Linked DNA regions of Homo sapiens: region 1 is linked to region 2. Evidence: chromatin contacts called from ENCODE Hi-C or POLR2A ChIA-PET data. All regions are on one chromosome and are shown on one strand. Each heading gives the region's core, a stretch centred on a gene start or an enhancer-like site at or near the end of the contact. The rest is flanking DNA. Distances are from core to core; before and after follow the strand shown. Region 1 holds the start of SIX5 (SIX homeobox 5). Region 2 holds the start of RPS16 (ribosomal protein S16).

Region 1 (7,526 bases), core at 719-3,218, 6.3 Mb after region 2:
TCTGAGACCACTCCAAACTCCAGGGCCTTTTGCAAGCCCTGCGTGGACACCACTGCAGAGAAGCGCTGGGGAGGGAAGAGGCCCTTGCTCTCCCCCACCTCGGCCTCGGGTCCCCAGAGGCTGAGCTCCCAGGTTGCCCTAAAAGTTCCTTGGTTGGGCGGAAAGCGGGCGAGTGGCCTGGAGAGAGGGAGCAGCAGCCGCCAGCCCAGTTCCCGGTGCCCTCCCCGCGGGGCGTCAGAGAAGGGAGAGGCCGGCGCTCAGGGTGGGAGGAGAAGGGTTTGGGTTACAGGGAAACCGGAGCTGGGAAAGGTTCACGTTTCACAACAAAGGCAGAAGACGGACCACGCCGTCCGGGCCCGGAGGGAGTGTGGGGGCGGGTGGGTAAGAGTAACGGTCAGTGAAGAAAGGGGGCTGGGAGGCAGCCCCTACGCGGAGTGGAGTGGCCACAGGCCCTGTCCTTTTTCCTCAGTCCCTCTAGTGCCCCCCGCAGTGTGATTCCCCAACACCGATGGGATTTGGGAAGGAGCTCGGAATGGAGCCGCTGGAAGAGGAGACGCGTGCGGGGAGAGGGCCCGGGCGGGTGCCTGTCCCGTCCACACTTAGTCCCCGCGCCCCGCGGGCGCCTGAGATTGTGAGCTGGTCCCGGGAGATGTCCGAGGACCTCGGCGCGCCGGCCCCAGCAGTGGGCACGGGGGAAGAGGGCTGGTGGACGGGATGTCCCCGGGAGAGCTGGACTTGCGCCGCCCGAGGCCCCTCACCTCTTGCAGGGCGCGCCGCCTCCGGCCCCGGTCCGGTCGCGCTGTCGCCGGTTCTTGAACCAGTTGCTGACCTGCGTGAGCGACAGGCCGGTGAGTGTGGCCAGGCGGCGCTTCTCGTCCGGCGTGGGGTAGCGGTTGCCGCGGTAGCAGGCCTTGAGCGCTGCGCGGGAGCGCTCCTTGAAGCAGTAGACTGTCTCCTCGCCGTCCCAGATGGTCTTGGGCAGCGGGAACTTCTTGCGCAGTCGATACTTGTCCACTGCGCCAAGCGCGCGGCCGCGGGCCCGCTCGGCCTCATGGTAGCGCGCGCGCAGGTAGAGGTCCTGCAGGAAGGCGTGGTGGGCGGCGGGGAAGGGGCGGCTCTCGAGTAGCCGGTAGAGCTCGGCGTACTCGCCCCGCTGGAAGGCCACCAGGGCCCGCGCGCGCAACACCGGGTCGCTGCCACGTAGGCGCTCGGCCGGGGGCAGTGCGCCCAGGAAGCGGCTCAAGCGGCCGGCGTGGCCCGCCTGGAGCAGCGCCTCGCAGACGCACGCCACCTGCTCGGGCGAGAAGCGGAGGCCCGTGGGCGGTTCGGAAGCGGCCTCGGGGGGCGACCCGGGGACGCCCGGGGATCCCGGGCCCTCAGCTCCCGCAGCCGCTGCGCCCGCCCCGGCCCCGGCCGCCGCCGCCGCCTCACCCTCGGCCGCCTGCAAAGTCTGCAAGAGCTGGCGCGCTTCCTCCTCCTCCTCTTCGGTCGCCGCCGCCGCCGCCACCGCCTCCCCCCCAGCCGCCGGCCCCGCGCTCGGCTCCGCAGGCAAGGTAGCCATGTTTTGCAACTTTGGGAAGTTCCTCCCTCCCTCTCTTCCTCCCTCGGGCTTTCCCCAGCCTCCTCCCCCACCTGTCCCCCCTTTTCGCCCCCACTCCCCGCTCTTCTCGATCTTCTTTCTGGCCGACCCTGCGCCCCACGCCGGGAAGGCGAGATCCAGCTCTCCACTCGGGTCTCTGTCCCCTTGTGTGTGTCCGTCCCCCTCCCGTCTGTCTGTGATTCTCCCTTTGTTTTCCCTCCGCCTCTGGCCGCGCTTTCTGCCTCCCCCCAGCGTGTGCTTCTGGCTCAGGGCCTCAGTTTCCCCATCGGGACAACGCAGAAGGTAACGGGCCGTCCAGGAGGACTAAGGGCGCGAAGCCTCCGCCCCGAGACTGAGCTTCTGCACGCCTCCGTCTCCAGGGTCCTCTGCAGGCCCCCACATTCCCCATCTCGGCCTGCGCTCCGCCCCTCGGAATTCCCGGCTCCGCAGGGGGGGCGGGTCTGGCCGGGAGGAGGGGCGGGGAACGGGCTAGAAAGTTTGCAGCAACTTTTCTCGAGCTTGCGTCCCAGGAGCGGATGCGCGTGGCGTGCGCAGGCGCAGTGGAAGGAGGATGGCCGCGCGCGCTGCCAGCCCAGCCCCCTCTTCTCGACGCTCGGTGGCACAGCTGGGCCACAGCTGGGCGGGGGCGGTGCCTCCGGGTGGCCCGCTCGCCCTCCTATTGGCCGGACGCCAAAGCCCCGCCCCGTGGCTTTTCCTCCCCCAACCCTGATTCGGCCGCTTCGCATCCCGCTAGCTCCTCCCAGACCTTCGGCCGCCTCCACACGCCTCCGGATTGGCCCGCTGCGGAGCCTCCGGCCCACAACGCAAACCGCGGACACTGTGGAGTCCAGAGCTTTGGGCAGATGGAGGGCCTTTTATTCGCGAGGGTCGGGGGTGGGGGTCCTAGGTGGGGACAGACAATAAATACCGAGGAATGTCGGGGTCTCAGTGCATCCAAAACGTGGATTGGGGTTGTTGGGGGTCCTGTAGCCTGTCAGCGAGTCGGAGGACGAGGTCAATAAATATCCAAACCGCCGAAGCGGGCGGAGCCGGCTGGGGCTCCGAGAGCAGCGCAAGTGAGGAGGGGGGCGCGGGATCCCCGAAAAAGCGGGTTTGGCAAAAGCAAATTTCCCGAGTAAGCAGGCAGAGATCGCGCCAGACGCTCCCCAGAGCAGGGCGTCATGCACAAGAAAGCTTTGCACTTTGCGAACCAACGATAGGTGGGGGTGCGTGGAGGATGGAACACGGACGGCCCGGCTTGCTGCCTTCCCAGGCCTGCAGTTTGCCCATCCACGTCAGGGCCTCAGCCTGGCCGAAAGAAAGAAATGGTCTGTGATCCCCCCAGCAGCAGCAGCAGCAGCAGCAGCAGCAGCAGCAGCAGCAGCAGCAGCAGCAGCAGCAGCATTCCCGGCTACAAGGACCCTTCGAGCCCCGTTCGCCGGCCGCGGACCCGGCCCCTCCCTCCCCGGCCGCTAGGGGGCGGGCCCGGATCACAGGACTGGAGCTGGGCGGAGACCCACGCTCGGAGCGGTTGTGAACTGGCAGGCGGTGGGCGCGGCTTCTGTGCCGTGCCCCGGGCACTCAGTCTTCCAACGGGGCCCCGGAGTCGAAGACAGTTCTAGGGTTCAGGGAGCGCGGGCGGCTCCTGGGCGGCGCCAGACTGCGGTGAGTTGGCCGGCGTGGGCCACCAACCCAATGCAGCCCAGGGCGGCGGCACGAGACAGAACAACGGCGAACAGGAGCAGGGAAAGCGCCTCCGATAGGCCAGGCCTAGGGACCTGCGGGGAGAGGGCGAGGTCAACACCCGGCATGGGCCTCTGATTGGCTCCTGGGACTCGCCCCGCCTACGCCCATAGGTGGGCCCGCACTCTTCCCTGCGCCCCGCCCCCGCCCCAACAGCCTACAGCTGTTGTTAGTCCACTCGCACGCCTCGAATCCCGTCCGAACTCGTCATTGGCTGCTTCCTAGCGGCCTGTGTTGATTGGCTGCCCGAAGATCCGCCCTCCTGCCGTGGGCCCAGCCCCGCAAATGCGCAGCTAAGCGGGTGGCAAGGGGCGGGTGGAGCGCGGGGCGCGACGGCGGAGGGGGGCGTGGGCAGCCGGACGTACCCTGGCAGGGAGCAGCAGGTGGCGGCGGTGCATGGGGCCTGGCCCCACCAGCGGGCACTGGCCCACAGCCACGGCCGGGGGGCCATCTAGCTGGAGAGAGAAGGGACAGGTGACCCGATCGGAGCCCAGCCCAGCCCTCAGCGGTGGGGCGAGAGACAGCGAGGGGAATCGAGGTTGGGGAGGTTATCTAGGGAGATCCCGGAGGGAATCTGGTGAGGCCTGAACGGAGGGAGATCTGGGGCTGAATAAAGGGCTTCTGCCCTCTAAAGTCGCAAAGACGTAGGGTGAGCCCTATATCTGGACGGGGAGACCAGGAGCCAGGGAGGGGATCTGCAGAATGGGCAGCAGGTCTGAGGCAGGGGAAAGAGAGGGGTCTTACATGGGAAGGTGGATCCGTGGCCCGGGGACTGGGGACCCCCGTGACAGCTGGAAGGAGAAGAAAGAGGCATAGGGCGCGTGGAGGGGCGAAGGAGGGCGGTGGCGCGGCGTGCCCCAGCGTGGGTCCCTTCCCTCCTCCAGGTGTCTATACACGCCCCGCGGAGCAGACGGCCCACCTCCTCCCGGTCCTCCGGGGAAGGGGACACATGAGGGACTCACCTGTGGCTCCCTCTGCCTGCAGCAACTCCATCCGCTCCTGCAACTGCCGGACGTGTGCCTCTAGGTCCCGGTTCCGAGCCTCTGCCTCGCGTAGTTGACTGTGGGGAGGTAAGGACGGTGAGTCCGTCCGGGCCGGACGAGAGGGGATGCCAAGGGTTGCCACCGGCCCGCATCCCGGCCCCGGCCCCGGCCCCGATCCCGACCTGGCGAAGTTCTGGTTGTCCGTGCGGATGGCCTCCATCTCCCGGCTCAGGCTCTGCCGGGTGAGCACCTCCTCCTCCAGGGCTTCCTGGAGCTCCCGCAGCGTCACCTCGGCCTCAGCCTCTGCCGCAGGGACAGCCGCTGGAACTGCCACTTCAGCCTGTGTATGGGGACCAGGCTTAAGGCTGCCTGTGGCTCCTGGAAGACTCAGGACTTGGGCACTGGTTCCAGGCTAGGAATCCTTGTTTATCCCCTACTCCTCCGTCCCCTCAACATTTCTGGAATCCCCATAGCTCCTGCAATGATCCAAGCCCCCTCCCTTCCCTACCTCCCTCAGCCCCATCCCTGAGTCTGGTCCTCTAAATCTACACAGGGACCAGAGGGCTGGTGCTCAAACACTAACACAACCTATGTCCCTCTGCTGCTCAAAATCCCTCCAGCTCCCTAATGCCCTCACGACAAAAGGCCTTGCTGGGTTTTGTTTCCTGCTGGCCTCTCCAGCCTTCTCAGGAATGATTCAGCCAAACTACCTTTCAGGAACAAATCAGGATTCCCACCTGCCCAAGGCCTTTGCCCTGGAGGCTCTCGCCTGACCACTTGGCACCTTTCCTTCCATGGCTTGTTTCTCCTTCACCAGCGCTCAGCTCAAAGATCGACTTCTCAGATCCCCAGCAACACACACACCCTTACTTAATGCCCCACTGTAACTACAGAGACCGTCCCATGTCTGAAGTAACCTCGTCTCTCCGTGGTTTCTGTCTGCTTCTGTTCAGGAAGTCCCTAGAGGGCTCTACAGTGCACGCCACCCGGGAAGCCCTCACCTTTTCTCTCCCAATTGTCCCTGACGGACCCCCTCCCCTCCACCAACTTACTGTTTCATCCTGTGGGGACACCGAGGGCTCCAGGCTGGGCGCTTGCACGTGTGGCTCAAGCAGCTGCTCGGCCTCCAGTTCCATGGGTGTGGGGCCTGGGACCTCACTGTCCCTGGGGAGAGGAGGAGGGAGTGGGGAGGGAGACAGAATGCTGATTCTCTGGTGGAGAACCAGAACTTCTGGCCTGTGGGTAGGGGCAGCTGCTTCCAAGACCTCCTGATTTGAGGAAGGGGAGCAGCAGAGCGAAGAGAACAGAGTCCCAGGTAGGCCAATAGCCCCTCCTCTGCTTAGGAAAAGCCCTGCCCCTCTCCTGGCCTTGGGCCCCTGGGAGCTGCTCTTTCTAAACCTTCTGCAGGGACTTGGGGTCCAGACCCCCATGTTCTAGGGTCAGCTCATCTCCTCCCTTGACATGTGACCGCTGCAGACCCCTCTTCTCAGGGCCTCAGGACAGGGAGGCCGACCTGATGGGGAGACTGCTTGGCTCTGGCCACCTCCACAGATGTGGTCCTAAGACTGGGCATGGGACCCCAAGATGGCAACTTGAGGTCAGCACACCCCACTCAGCTGTGGGAAGGGGACAGCTCCTCCCTGGGGTATGAAGTGGCTGTCCCCTCCAACCCAGCAGTCCCTCCTGTGGGAACACGGCTCAGGACCTAGCTATCCTGGACATGCGCCTGGGTTCTAATAGAGGATGGGTTCAATCCTGACCCACCGTTCAGGCCCCGCAGCGGTTCAGAATCAAGCTGGAGTTCATTAATGATAAGGTATAGTATGTGTAATGTTGTCCAGTAATAAAAGCTGACTAGAAAACCAACTGTTCTCTTAGACAAAGTAGCATGAGGAAGGGGAAAAAAACAAACCAAAAAAACACCTGTTCTCCACTATTTAAACATGTGTCAGTACACGTGTGAGCCAGGGACCACTGCCATCTGGTGAGCTCACGAGATATCAACTTCCTTTTCCTTATCTGTATTTTCTAATTTACTTGTGATAAGCAATGCATTATTTGTGTAATTAATACTTTTGTTGAGACCAGGTCTCACTTTGTTGCCTAGGCTGGAATCTATCATGGCTCACTGAAGCCTCAAACTCCAGGCTCAAGTGATTCTCCTACTTCAGACTCCTGAGTAGCTAGGACTGCAGGCACAGACCACCATGCCTGGCACGATTTTTTCAATTTTTTGTAGAGACAGGGTCTCATTATGTTGCTCAGGCTGGTCTTGAACTCCTGGGCTGAAGCAATCCGTCCACTTCAGCCTCCCAAAGTGCTGGGATTCCAAGCGTGAGCCACCATGCCCAGCCTGTAAATTAGTACTTTTTTTTTTTTTTTTTTGAGATGAAGTTTCACTCTTGTTGCCCAGGCTGGAATGCAATGGCACGATCTCAGCTCACCACAACCTCCCCCTCCTGGGTTCTGATTCTCCTGCCTCAGCCTCCTGAGTAGCTGGGATTACAGGTATATGCCACCACGCCTGGCTAATTTTGTTTTTTAGTAGAGATGAGGTTTCTCCACGTTGGTCAGGCTGGTCTCGAACTCCTGACCTCAGGTGATCCACCCACCTCATCCTCCCAAAGCACTGGAATTACAGGCGTGAGCCACCACACCCGGCCTAAATAAATACTTTTTTTTTTTTTTTTTTGAGACGGAGTCTTGCTCTGTCGCCCAGGCTGGAGTGCAGTGGCATGATCTCGGCTCACTGCAAGCTCCGCCTCCCGGGTTCATGCCATTCTCCTGCCTCGCCTCCCAAGTAGCTGGGACCGCAAGCGCCCGCCACCATGCCCGGCTAATTTTTTTGTATTTTTAGTAGAGACGGGGTTTCACCGTGTTAGCCAGGATGGTCTCGATCTCCTGACCTCATGATCCACCTGCCTTGGCCTCCCAAAGTGCTAGGATTACAGGCGTGAGCCACCGCGGCCCGCCTAAATTAATACTTTTAAATGGCCTTATTGTTATATGGCTGATTCAAAGAATTTGCATTCTTTTACAACTGATTGTAAAAGTCTAAACTTCATATTTTCCAAGTTCTGAAGTCCTGTGGCTCTGTGTACTACAGACGTAAAAGTTAATGGTTACAAGATTCTGGGAAGCCCAGTCTGTGACTCTGAGGTTTTAAAATTCAATCTAACATTTTGAAGTACATAGATCTGAAAATTTAAGGTCCTCCAACT
Region 2 (6,834 bases), core at 355-2,854:
GATCAGCTTCTGGTATTGGGCCCAGTCCTTCTCCCCAACTAGGCTGGCAGGTCCATGAAGGCAAGACCTTAAGTCATCTGGATCACTGCTATGTCCCCAAAACTCAACAGAGGGTACACATACAAATCCTTCAAATACAGTGACAGCCAATAACAGTAACATTCAACATCTGCTACACAAAGGAAATCTCAGAATTTTTATTAAATTCTAGGCCAGGCATGGTGATCACACCTGTAATCCCAGTCCAGGCAGAAGGATCACATGAGACCAAGGACCAGCCTGGGCAATAAAGTGAGACCCCACGTCTACAGAAAAATATTTCTCAAATGAGCCAGGCGTGGTGATGTGCCTGTAGTCTTGGCAACCGAAAGGCTGAGGTGGGAGGATCTCCAACTCAGGAGTTTAAGGCTGCAGTTCATTAGGATTGTGCTATTGCACTCCAGGGTAGGTGACAGCAAGATACTGTTTTTAAAAAAGAACCTTATAACTCAAAAAAAATTTTTTTAACTGACCCTGCAATGTAGATATTCTTTCTTTTAAAAGTAGTAGAGTTCAGAAGGGGCAGAAATCAGACTCTGGTTTCTTTCCATTCTGAGCCAAAGAAATTGAGAGTCCCAAAAAGGGAACAGAGGAACCCCTTTTACAAGCAAGCATTTAAACAGACCCAAATTCGGCCGCACACGGTGGCTGACGCCTGCAATCCCAGCACTTCGGGAGGCCGAGGCTGGTGGATCACCTGAGGTAATGAGTTCGAGACCACTCTGGCCAATATGGCGAAACCCCGTCTCTACTAAAAATACAAAAATTAGCCGGGCGTGGTGGTGCATGCCTGTAATCTCAGCTACTCAAGAGGCTGAGGCAGGAGAATCGCTTTAACCCGGGAGGCGAAGGTTGCAGTGATCCGAGATCGCGCCACTACACTCCAGCCTGGGCGACACAGCGAGACTCCCTCTCAAAACAAATAAATAAAATAAAAAATAGTCGGTGTCCCTTCACCCTTTGGGTCCCCCCGCCCCAGTGAGGTGAGCTTCCTAACATCCCAGTTCTCAAAGCAAACCCTTAATCTTCAACAACCCCATCTCAGCTTTTACATCTTCTGAACCCCAAGCCCAGCTCTATTGCCAAATACCCCACTGTTCTACACCCAACACAACTTCTAAACATCCCGTTGCTGATGCCAGCCCCCCCAGCTTTCAAGAGCTACAACATCTCTGTCTCCAAGAGTCCTCCATCCACTCAACGCCGGTGCCGGATCCCAGCACCTTGTACTGTAGCGTGCGCGGCTCAATCATCTCCAGGGGCCGCCCGTTCACCTTGATGAGACCATTGCCGCGTTTGCAGTGCGCCACAGCTGTCGCTGTCTTCTGTAAGATACAAGAGAAACAGGGGCCCCGTGAGCTCCGGCTCCAGCTCCCATGTTACCCCCTAGATTCCTGCCCACCGACCTCTCCCAGACCCTGGCCTTCTCCTTCCCCTCCCCTTCCCATCCGGCGTCTGGCTCACCTTGCGTCCGAAGACCTGCACAGACTGCAGCGGGCCCTTGGACGGCATGGCTCCGAGCGTGGACTAGACAACCTCACCGCGCGGCGCCGCAACCGGAAAAGGAAAGCTAGGGGCCACCCTGGCCGCTTTTCAGGGTCTGCGCAGGCGCCTTGAGCACTGCGTCGCGACGGGAGAGAGCTTTACGGCTTCTGTTGCGGCTAACGGGCGGGGCGTCTGGTCAGCGGCGGGAAGGCCCTTAGGCGCTCAGAGCGGGCGGGCCCTGTGAGGCGGAAGTGGCGGGCTCTGTGGGCGGAAGGGGCGGGGCCTGGGAGTGTCGTGTGCGGACTGAAGGGAAGGCTGCGGGAGTGTGCTTCGCGTCCTCTGTAGTCGACTACCGCAGCTCTTCTTTGCATTCTGGCTCTTTAATAATCTCCCTTCGCCCTTTCTTTAAATCAGTTCCCACCCTCCCAACACCTGTAATCTTTCTCCCCTCTGGACTCCCTCCTCCCCGAATCCCCCGCATCAGAATCTTCCTTTGGAATCTACTGCAAGAAATCTGGCTGGATTCTCAGATTAAGGACTTCCAGAATCCTATCCTCCCTAGAATCCCCCTCCTTGGGGATCCTCTCCCAGAATCCTTTTCCCCTCAGAGCCCCTTCCCCTCAGAATCTCCCTTTCACCAGAATGTCCTTCCTTTCAGTTTCCTCTTCCCAGAATGTTTCCCATCCTTCTCTCAGATGGCCAACCCCAAATGTCCCTCTTAAGAGTGCTCAACTTAGACCCCCCTTTTCCCTGAATCTCCCTCCATTCGGTCCTCGTCCCCTCAGTCACCCTTCCCAGAATCTTTCTCTTGTCAGGACCCAGTACCCCTGGAATCTCCCTCCTCCAGAATCTCCCTTTCCCGGCAAATCCCCCTTTCCCGGCAAATCCCCCTTTCCCAGAACACCCCGCCCCGCAAATCCACAAAAACTTTTCTCTCAGAGACCCGTCCCTCAAAATCTACCTTTCTCCTGAGTTTATTTCCCTTCCGAGACTCCTCTTCCCAGCAACTGCCTTCCCTGGAGTTTTCCCTCCGTTAGAATCCCCCTCTCCTAAGAGACCCTCCCCCAAGAATTAACCTCTTCCCCGTCCCCACCCTAGAATCTCTCTCTTTTTTTTGAGACGGAGTTTCGCTCGTTGCCCTGGCTAGAGTGCAGTGGTGCGATCTCGTCTCACTGCAACCTCCGCCTCCCGGGTTCAAGAGATTCTCCTGCCTTAGGCTCCCGAGTAGCTGGAATTACAGGCGTCTACCACCACGCCCTGGTCGTTTTTTGTATTTTTAGTAGAAATGGGGTTTCACCACGTTGGCCAGGCTGGTCTCGAACTCCTGACCTCAGGTGATGTGATCCGCCTCAGCCTCCCAGAGTCCTGGGATTACAGGCGTGAGCCACCACGCCCGGCCGAATCTCTCTGTTTTTTGTTTTTTTTTTTTCTTTTTTTTGAGACAGAGTCCTGCTCTGTCGCCCAGGCTGGAGTGCAGTGGCATGATCTCTGCTCACTGCAACCTCTGCCTCCCCGGTTAAAGCGATTCTCCTGCCTCAGCCTCTTGAGTAGCTGAGATTACAGGCATGCACCACCACGCCCGGCTAATTTTTGTATTTGTAGTAGAGACGGGGTTTCACCATATTGGCCAGACTGGTCTCGAACTCCTGACATCAAATGATCCACTCATCTCAGCCTCCCAAAGTGCTGGGATTACAGGCGTGAGCCACCGCGCCCAGCCCCTAGAATCTCTTTCTCCAGAATCTCCCAGTCATCTTTTTCCTCTCCCCCAAATCACCCTCCACTTAAGCCTCCTCCCCACAGAATTCTCCATCCCCAGCCCCCCAACCCCACCTGAGGAACCCCAGGATTGGGTTGTCCTCTGGTTCCCCGGCAGATGTCCCTGCGTCTCACCCCATCAAGAGTCTCCCCAGCGAAGAGGTTCCTCTCTCAGAGCTAGAGGGAGCCCACAGTTGCCTCAGTTTCTCTGGCAGTACAGGGTCTGGGATCCAGGGTTCAAAAGGGCGTCGTGGTGCACCTTGCCAAAGAGGGTGGAGACAGGGAGACACTGGAGGGCAGGTCTGGGGCCAGAGGGAAAAGCCAGCCCGGAGTCCAGCTCTAAAAGGGTGAGGGGGGAGGGGGCTGTTGGGAGGGAGGAAGGAAGTACCCAGAGGCTGACCGGGAGGGACACAGACACAGCCCAAAGAAATGTAGGCACAAGTGGAGAAGAAGAGAAAGATGAAAGGCCAAGGGAGAAGAGGAGGAGAAAAGGGAGAGACCAGGACAGTCAAGAGATGGACCCCCAAAACAAGCCCAGTGACAGATTTAGAGGCAGAGAGGCCAACCCTCAGACAAAAAAGAGATAAAGGCAGGCATGATGTTTCCAAAATACTTGAGACAGAGGCCAGGTGCAGTGGCTCACACCTATAATCCCAGCACTTTGGGAGGCCAAGGCAGCAGGATCACTCGAGCCCAGGGTTCAAGACCAGCCTGGCCAACATGGTGAAACCCCGCCTTTACTAAAAATACAAAAATCAGCTGGGCATGGTGGCAGGTGCCTGTATCCCAGCCACAAGGGAGGCTGAGGCAGGAGAACCGCTTGAACCCGGGAGGCGGAGGTTGCAGTGAGCTGAGATGTCGCCACTGCACCCTAGGCTGGGCGCCAGAGCAAGACTCTGTCTCAAAAATAAATAAATAAATAAACTCTGTCTCAAAAATAAATAAATAAAATAAAATAAATAGAGCAGAGACCTCAAATATTCACTTGCAGACACAGATAAAGGCTAGCACAGGTGTTTTCCAATGAAGACACAGGCAGATGAGAGGATGCACACATTCTACCTGTACTTTTTCTTTTTTTTTTTTTAAATTGAGATAGAGTCTGTGTCACCCAGGCTGGAATGCAGTGATGCAATCTGAGCTCACTGCAACCTCCACCTCCCCGGTTCAAGTGATTGTCCTGCTTCAGACTCTGGAGTAGCTGAGATTACAGATTCTCCTGCTTCAGACTCCTGAGTAGCCCAGATCACGGGCCTCCACCACTATGCTTGACTAATAATTTTTCTTTTTTTTTTTTGAGATGGAGTATCGCTCTGTCGCCCAGACTGGAGGGCAGTGGCTTGATCTCAGCTCACTGCAACGTCAGCTTCCTGGGTTCAAGCAATTCTCCTGCATCAGCCTTCCAAGTAGCTGGGATTAAAGGCATGCACCACCATGCCCAGCTAATTTTTGTATTTATTAGTAGAGACAGGGTTTCACTATGCTGGGCAGACTAGTCTTGAACTCCTGACCTCAAGTGATCCACTTGCCTCGGCCTCCCAAAGTGCTGGGATTACAAGTGTGAGCCACTGTGCCTGGCCACTAATTTTTGTATTTTTTAGTAGAGACAGGGTTCCATCGTGTTGGCCAGGCTGGTCTTGAACTCCTTACCTCAAGTGATCCGCCCACCTCGGCCTCCCAAGGTTCTGGGATTACAGGTGTGAGCCACAGCGGTTGGCCTAGCCTGCACTGTCTTAAGGGCCTGTTGGGCAGGGGAGTTCAGGTTCTCTCGTCTCTCCAGATTGATCTTCACACATTTGCTAAGTCTCGTATCGTCCCTGAGCTTGGGAGTCAGGGAGCGCTCTGACCTAAGCCCTCCTGACTTTGGGGTCACCATCTTTCCCCAGCCTCTATGGGCACACTCCCTGAATTATCTGTGGCTTGAGTGGAGCAAGCAGGGGATGGGATGAGGGGTGGCGGGGGAGTTCCCCTCATCCACTTCAGCCTTCCAGTCTGCTCCCCCTTCCTGTACCTCTCTCTTCCAGAACCCCAGGCCAAGCACCAGAGAAGGCCTGGGAGTGAGCAAGGTGCCCATGTTGCTTCTGTGGATCATCCTCCTGCTTGTACAGCCCTGGGAGGGCCTAGGAACGCCCGCCCCTCTGCTGGAGGGAGCCTTTTTACTTCCTTGCAGCCCTCTGAAGATACCAGCGAGTGGGGAGCAGAGCCAGCAGACGGGGTGGGCCAATTGATGGGGCGTGGTAGGGGGTGTGTTTGAGGAAGGGTCAGCCTCTTTCCCTCCAAGATCTGATTCTCCTCCTTACCCCTGAACTGTAGGAAAACAAAAATGATGACACCCTCTACACCCCAGATGATCTCTCAGTGAGTATTGCATTCGCTTCTTTCTGCAGTTGCAGGTTTTGAGAGAATTCAGTGGTCTCCATGTGTGAGGGCTGCTGTGTGACCATATGAATATGTTGCGGGGAGGAAGTAGTGGGACTATCTCCTGACCCAGCCCCTAGCCTTGACAGATATATTTTGCTCACTGCTGTCTCCAACACCTAGAATAGGGAGGTATATAATAACAAATGATGATGATGACTACAGCTGCATGTAAATAGTGTTTACTCTGTGCCAGGTATTGGTTTAAATGCTTTAAGTATGTTAGCTTATTTACTCTGTACACCAATCCTATAAGATAGATAGGACCACCATGTATGGATGTGAATGTTGTACACTGCACAAGGATCCCACATCTACAAAGACAGTACTATATTCACAGGCTGGATATTGTAGATTTGCATATTTGCCAACTTGCGGCAGATGGCAGTAAAGTATCTTGTTCTAATAAAATCAAGACTTAGAAGGTAGAAGGAACTTAAGGAAGGTCTTTTTATTTTCTTTTTTTTGAGACAGGGTCTTGCTCTGTCCCCTACGCTGGAGTGCAGTGGCACAATCACAGCTCACTGCAGTCTTGACCTTTTAGGCTCAAGCAATCCTCCCACCTCAGCCTCCAGAGTAGCTGGGACCACATACACGTGACACCACAAATAGCTAATGGCTAATTTTTTTTTTTTTTTTTTGAGACACAGTGTTGCTCTGTTGCCAGCTGGAGTGCAGTGGCGTGATCTCTGCTCACTGCAACCTCTGCGTCCTGGGTTGAAGCAATTCTTCTGCCTCAGCCTCCCGAGTAGCTGGGACTACAGGCATGTGCCACCATGCCCAGCTAATTTTTGTATTTTTAGTAGAGACAGGGTTTCACCATGTTGGCCAGGATGTTCTCGATCTCTTGACCTCGTGATCCACCTGCCTCAACCTCCCAAAGTGCTGGGATTACAGGCGTGAGCCACCGTGCCCGACCTTTTTTTTTTTTTTTTTTTTTTTGTAGATATGGGGTGTCGCTGTGTTGCCCAGGCTGGTTTTGGACACCTGGGCTCAAGTGATCTTCCTGCCTTGGCCTCTCAAAGAGCTGGGATTACAGGCATGAGCCACTGTGCCCAGCTGAGTGTCTTTTTCTAGCTTGCACATAAGTACAGCATGGGATAGTGTCAGGCCTTACGGTTGGGATTATCCAGA

What was found. Hi-C counts contacts between places; a loop is a spot of excess contacts on that map. ChIA-PET counts read pairs that join two places held with the same protein, here RNA polymerase II (POLR2A). Pooled maps may share reads with other maps.
Region 1: a pooled map shows a loop between it and region 2 (13-fold over the local background). The contact joins the promoter of SIX5 here to the promoter of RPS16 in region 2. A Hi-C loop is called at or near these places in 1 of 50 pooled maps. POLR2A ChIA-PET finds 5 or more read pairs at or near these places in 2 of 52 experiments (GM12878 and PC-3).

Annotation. Positions count from the first base shown.
Region 1 is chr19:45,767,284-45,774,809 of GRCh38, forward strand. SIX5 (SIX homeobox 5) reads right to left here and starts at 1,969. Exons shown (of 3, transcript NM_175875.5): 1 at 759-1,969. The coding sequence starts at 1,561. DMPK (DM1 protein kinase) reads right to left here. Exons shown (of 15, transcript NM_004409.5): 10 at 5,358-5,469; 11 at 4,488-4,645; 12 at 4,285-4,382; 13 at 4,067-4,113; 14 at 3,688-3,777; 15 at 2,434-3,357. The coding sequence ends at 3,205. DM1-AS (DM1 locus antisense RNA) reads left to right here and starts at 513. Exons shown (of 2, transcript NR_147193.1): 1 at 513-848; 2 at 4,207-4,600. RefSeq lists enhancers at 1-323, 388-947, 2,439-2,518, 2,679-2,788, 3,229-3,308 and 1 more and silencers at 689-818, 1,269-1,488, 1,849-2,388, 2,240-2,424, 2,949-3,108 and 1 more.
Region 2 is chr19:39,434,345-39,441,178 of GRCh38, forward strand. RPS16 (ribosomal protein S16) reads right to left here and starts at 1,605. Exons shown (of 5, transcript NM_001020.6): 1 at 1,504-1,605; 2 at 1,263-1,364. The coding sequence starts at 1,551. RefSeq lists enhancers at 799-1,378, 3,042-3,810 and a silencer at 1,759-1,858.